Regions from separate parts of the Homo sapiens genome. Here region 2 is linked to region 1. Evidence: read pairs that join two places in POLR2A ChIA-PET (ENCODE). Cell type or tissue: PC-9. All regions are shown on one strand. Each heading gives the region's core, and the rest is flanking DNA. Links, peaks and the distances in the headings are about the cores only.

Region 1 (2,918 bases), core at 205-2,704:
CATCTCTACTAAAAATACAAAAATTAGCCTGGCATGATGGCAGGCACCTGTAATTCCAGCTACTCAGGAGGTTGAGGCAGGAGAATTGCTTGAACCCAGGAGACAGAGGTTGAAGTGAGCTGAGATCACGCCACTGCACTCCAGCCTGGGCAACAGAGCGAGACTCCATCTCAAAACAAACAAACAAACAAACAAACAAAAAAAACCCATGGGAGAGCACAGCGGTAAAAAGGTAGATAACAGGCCAGGCGTAGTGGCTCGTGCCTGTAATCCCAGCACTTTGGGAGGCCAAGGCAGGTGGATCACCTGAGGTCAGGAGTTCGAGACCAGCATGACCAACATGGAGAAACCCTGTCTTTACTAAAAATCTAAAAATTAGCAGGGCGTGTTGGCACATGCCTGTATTCCCAGCTATTCGGGAGGCTGAGGCTGGAGAATCACTTGAACCCAGGAGGCAGAGGTTTTGGTGAGCTGAGATCATGCACTCCAGTCTGGGCAACAAGAGTGAAACTCCATCTCAAAAAAAAAAAGGTAGATAACAGTCTTACTTCTGAAACAGGAATAGAAGTTTCTTGTTGCACTAATATAGAGTATAGAACTATTACCCTGTACAACTACACTGCCCTCCAGAGTTTACATCCTTGAAGGGGATGGTTTGCCTGGTCCTAGGGAGCCTAGGATTTAAGATTTTACTGAAAATGCCAGAATTGTTCTATCTGTCTTCCCCTTTAGAAAGTTCCTTCTGTTATGGACAACTTACGTCCACTTGTATGCTGGAATGATCTGCAATGTTGGTATTTAATACAATCATAATCTCACTTAGGTATGTGAAAACATTTAGAATGCCAAACAACAGGAGAAGGAGGCTTTGTTTTCAATATAAGATAGTATTAGGATCTCTTACAACTTCCTATTTGGCTTTTCTTACTGATAGATTGAATTATTAGAGTAAAATTCCAGCCTAGATAAGAAATAACATAGCCGTTTAGCCTCCTGGCAAATTACACTCAGCACCCACTTTCTCAAAATGACAAACAACAAATCTTTCAAGTGGAAAAATCTTCCAAAGCATCCAGCCAATTGAGCAATGCAGCAAGTAGTGCAGGAGATTTTTCCCCCTATCTCTGCAGTAAAAAGAAAAAAAGTCTGAACTTATTAGCATAAGGTAACATGACTCATATGTTAAATGCCACCGGTTCTGAAATTGAGTCCTTCTTGAAAAGCCACCTACATTTGACCTCAATAAAGTCAAGAATTCTACAAGTACTCTCTCTCTCCTTTTTTTTCAAAATGCATCTGCCATCTCCTTGCATCAGCACCTTGCTCATTAATGGACAACATAAAAAGCAGGCAGGAGAATAAAACTAATCACTTACCTGAGCCCTATCATCATAAATCAAACTATGATTACTTTCAACAGAATATGTGAACATGGTTTACAAACAGGTTTTTCCACTGGAAATCTGAGGTTCAGTGAGGTGTAATGGCTTGATAAATCACAACAGGGCAGTGCCCATGGTAACCAGAGCCTCCTACTTTAGGCCAATTATAGTCCCTCCTATATCTTCCTTTCTGCCAGGGACTATGCATTCCATGAATCCTTATAAGAACTCTGCAGGGTCAGCATTATTAGTCTCATTTTACCAATGAGAAAATAAGGTCCAGAGAGCTATGTAACTTGTCCAAAGTAGAAGTATTTTAGCTAGAATTCAAGCCCAGGTCTGTCTTCTTTCAAAGCCGATGCACTTTCTACTACTGCTCTGCTATTCAAAGTGTGGTCCTTGGGCCGGTGGCACAGGTATCATCACCTGAGAGTTTGTTATTAATACAAAATTCTCACTTCCATCCCAGAACTACTGAATCAGAACCTACATTTTTCCAAGATTCCCCAGGTCATTTATGTAAAATTAAAGTTTGGCAAGCTTTGCACTATACCATCCTGCCTCTCTGAATGTCACTACTATTATCCTTTTCTATAGATCAGTGGTTCTCAATGTGGTCATGGAGGTTGGGTAGGGAGAAAGAGGAGATTGGAGGGTGTCCTCCCTACCCCAGGGACACTTGACAATGTCTGAAGACATTTTTGGTTGTCACAACAACTGGGATGGGGTGGGGGAATGCTACTGGCATCTAGTAGGTAGAGGCCAGAGATCCTGCTAAACATCCTAGAACATACAAGACAGCTCCCCACAACAAAGAATCATCCAGCCAAAATGTCAATAGTGCCAGGGTTGAAAAACCTTGCTCTAGCTGATAATACTGTCCAACATCTTTGGGTCTGGAATCTACTTAATGAAGAAAAAAGAGCTTTTCCTGGCAAAATTGCGGCTGAAAAATGTCATACAAAATCCCTTTCCTGGATGGACACAGTGGTTCACACCTGTAATCCCAGCACTTTGGGAGACCAAGGAGGGCGGATCACCTGAAGTCAGGAGTTCAAGATCAGCCTGGCCAACATGGTGAAAGCCCATCTCTACTAAAAATACAAAAATTAGCCGGGCATGGTGGCACATGCCTGTAATCCCAGCTACTTGGGAGGCTGAGGCAGAAGAATCGCTTGAGCCTGGGTGACAGAGGTTGCAGTGAGCTGAGATCACACCATTGCTTTCCAACCTGGGCGACAGAGCGAGACTCCGTCTCAAAAAAAAAAACCCCCAAAAAACTAAAATCCCTTTCCTTATAGGCTAGTCTCTCTTACCCTCTCACAACATCTAACATCTATCAAATAGTAACTTAGATCAGAGATCAGCAAACTATGGCCCACAGGACAAATCCAACCCACCACCTATTTTTGTGTGGCCTGAGAACTAAGAATGATTTTTACTTTTTTTTTTTTTTTTTCTTGAGACGGAGTTTCACTCTTGTTGCCCAGGCTGGAGTGCAACGGCGTGATCTCAGCTCACCACAACCTCCGCCTT
Region 2 (2,900 bases), core at 401-2,900, 570 kb before region 1:
ACTTTGTGGCAGACAGTCAAATAATTGTGAAATTGTTAATGGCTGATAGGAAAAGATGGAGGAGGTAATGATGAGGCAGAATTAGTTCTGAAAGATATTTTCCCATCAGTAAGAGGGTCTTCACACAAAAGCAAACCCACAGTTTAAAAAAACTCTAATATTGTGGAAAGTGAGAAACAAACACTTTATGTTGTCTTGCAGAATAAAAAACTGAATGATTGAGCTATTTTTTCATTTTGTAATGAAAAATGTTATGTTGATGAGGTGTAGCCCAAAAGCTGGCAGAAATAAGTAAACAGAAAAAAAAAAAAAAAAGGACAGAAGGAGGGAGGGAGGAGGGGTCTCCTATCCAGAGGAGAGAAAACAAGATGGCACTGAAAATCATATAAAATCACCACTGATGCTGTTTCCTTTCAGCCAATGGAAAAATATTCTAGAAAAAGGAAACTCCAAATCTCTTGTTTACCCAGCTGTCTGTACAAAGTGAATTATTCATGATTAAATGTGAATAATAAACCTATGCAAATATTTGTTGTATTCTTAATTTTGAGGAGGTTGGGGGAGCAGCAGGAAGTCATTTTAAAGTGATTTAGTTAACTATCACCTTTAAAATTAAATCAAGAAAGAAAAAGATTTTTGATTGTTATTTATATATGCCTCCCCCCCCAAGAAAAACACACAAGGTTGTTTTTTTCTTAGGAGGCTTATGTCCTATTGGAAATGACAATTTAAAGCTTTTCTCTTAGTATTATGACCTTTATATAATTTCCTTAGAAACTAATAGTGAAAGCTCTTTTTATTTTTTTTTTTTTAATTTTACTGGCTTTAGAGGGCTGAAAAGCTTACAGCAGAGGTTCTTCTATAAAGGGAAACCTTAACTGACAAGTTTCCAGGTACCTGCTGCTTACTGTAAACTCTTACCTATAAATTTCAGTTATAGGTTTTTGATAAAGGGAATATTACAATAATACTGATACCTGGCAGTTTTTAGCTGTTTATCTTTTTGGTTGCAGAATTGGTTTAACAGTTTCCACCAGAACTGTTAGACTAATGACTTTTAGCTAGAACTATGTTAGAGTTTATTTAGCTTATCCATTTTAAGAAGCACTTGAAATCTAAACAATAGTAAGTTATTGAAAGGTGGTTTATCGTCTTGTAAACTCTGTAACTTTTCTACCTCTCTACACATTGTATCATCACCATAATCTCTTAAACAGTTCATAGCATGCAAATGATTGCTTTATATACTATAATCATAAATGAGTTTCATTAATAAAAACAGCTTCCCTGTGGGCCTCATTTTGAAGGCTGAGTTGTTTCTGACTAATGCCCAAGTTTCAGTTAAGCATAAACTAGGTTCCGACGAAGCTCGCTTTTGCTCGACAGTAACCCAAATGCCTGGAGGAGGGGCCAGAGAACTGGTCCAGGCTCTCCTGGTTCCTGGGATCAGGATCTCTCTAGAACCACTGATGATGAATGGGCTGGTCCCTCAAGGGAACCCTCCATTCCTCCTCCAAACTATCCCAGAGCCCAGGCAGAGGGATCACAGGTACTGTGCCAGATTTAGAGTAGACTGTCATAACCCACTGCTTCTATCTCCTGGTTGTTAAAAACCCTAGGTGGAAAGACAGGTTCACTATCCACATTTTGCAACTAAAGAAACAGTGGAATAGAGAACTAAGAGACTTGTCCAGAAATAAAGGGAGAACCAAGATTAAGATTACAATCCAGACTTTGACTGTAATGAATATTCCATGTTACCCTGCCTTGCACCACTGTCCCATATCTACCTAGAAACCAATGAATTGGTGGTTTGCCAGTTGCCAGCACAATCCCTAGCACCACACTTAACCTGCTGTTATCTTTTTCTTCTGCTATTATCATTTCTGTAGATTTGCAGTGTGAAAATGGACCATACTGTGGAATAAGAGAGCAGAAAGTCATCTAATCTACTCCCCAGGCTTTAGGCAGCACGGTGTCAAAACCAACCTAGATTTCCAGAATAGATCGTTCTACCACCTCCTCTGGAATTTGAATGCCATCGAATGCAACCTGAGTCTATTTTCTTTTATTCTATGTTGACTGAGGACAACTATTTTCTTGTTTAAAAAAAAACCAAAACATTAAAATAGCATTTTAAGGTTAATTGACAATGTTAATAAGTGGCAAACTTAGGCCTCAAATAGAAGATGATAAGTAACTTGAAATGTTTGGAAAAAGATGATCTATATTTAATAAAACTCCATCAGTGAGTGAAAAGTTTCATTATTAGCATTTTCACTGTTCTGTCTCTCATAGTCTACAGTTATATTAGCAAACTTGCATTTCACTTTATGGAAACTTGTCTCCATTATGATTTAGTTCAATGGTTTCCTTCTCATACTATTTCAGCTAGAGAGTCATTTCATTATGCTGGGAAGTTTCTGAACATGTAATGTAATTAATTCCTTTAATAGACTCCTCTTTATGGAAGACCCATTAGTAGACATCACTGTGAATTAACATCTTAGTCCAGGAAAAAAGCTCTTTGGAGGCAACAGTGAAACAGCTAAATCTTTGTTGAGAGATGCGACCAGAGGATTTAACCGCATTCCTTGTGGTTTCAGAATGACATGCATATTCTGGGACCCACAGATAGGGAGAGATACTTGTCATTCTCAGTAATGCCCTGACCACACCAATTCTTTAACATACAGAGATAGTTCTAAATGTTATAATTTCTTAGAAGAAAACATCATGGGGTTGTGCACATTGAAGGCAGGGGAATGAAGTGAAAATCTGCCCACTGGCTAATGCCTATGAAGTAAGGCTACTGGCTTTCTTTTAACTGACAAGTTAAAAGTACACTTGAAGGCTTCTGGACAACTTCCTTCTATATCAACCTACTAAGGATTGGTCTT

Evidence for each region. ChIA-PET counts read pairs that join two places held together with the same protein. Peaks named below come from ENCODE experiments on the same cell type or tissue, not always from the same donor. Only the 100,000 strongest peaks of a DNase experiment are listed, where the experiment ranks them.
Region 2: POLR2A ChIA-PET joins it to region 1 with 6 read pairs; 2 of 35 experiments call an interaction of 5 or more read pairs at or near these places.

The regions. Positions count from the first base shown.
Region 1 is chr22:29,616,669-29,619,586 of GRCh38, reverse strand. The region is part of intron 1 of NF2 (NF2, moesin-ezrin-radixin like (MERLIN) tumor suppressor); the gene reads right to left. Among named protein-coding and RNA genes, the nearest start is that of NF2, 14 kb to the right of the region's middle. In PC-9, for the core only: no CTCF peak of the experiment used is centred there; a DNase peak (open chromatin) is centred at 1,316; H3K4me3 peaks cover 1,794 bases; H3K27ac peaks cover 2,500 bases.
Region 2 is chr22:30,183,774-30,186,673 of GRCh38, reverse strand. It overlaps LOC105372988 (a long non-coding RNA gene), which reads left to right. Exons shown (of 3, transcript NR_188588.1): 3 at 1,893-2,900. It also overlaps a transcript of HORMAD2 not described here. Among named protein-coding and RNA genes, the nearest start is that of LIF-AS1, 54 kb to the left of the region's middle. In PC-9, for the core only: no CTCF peak of the experiment used is centred there; no DNase peak of the experiment used is centred there.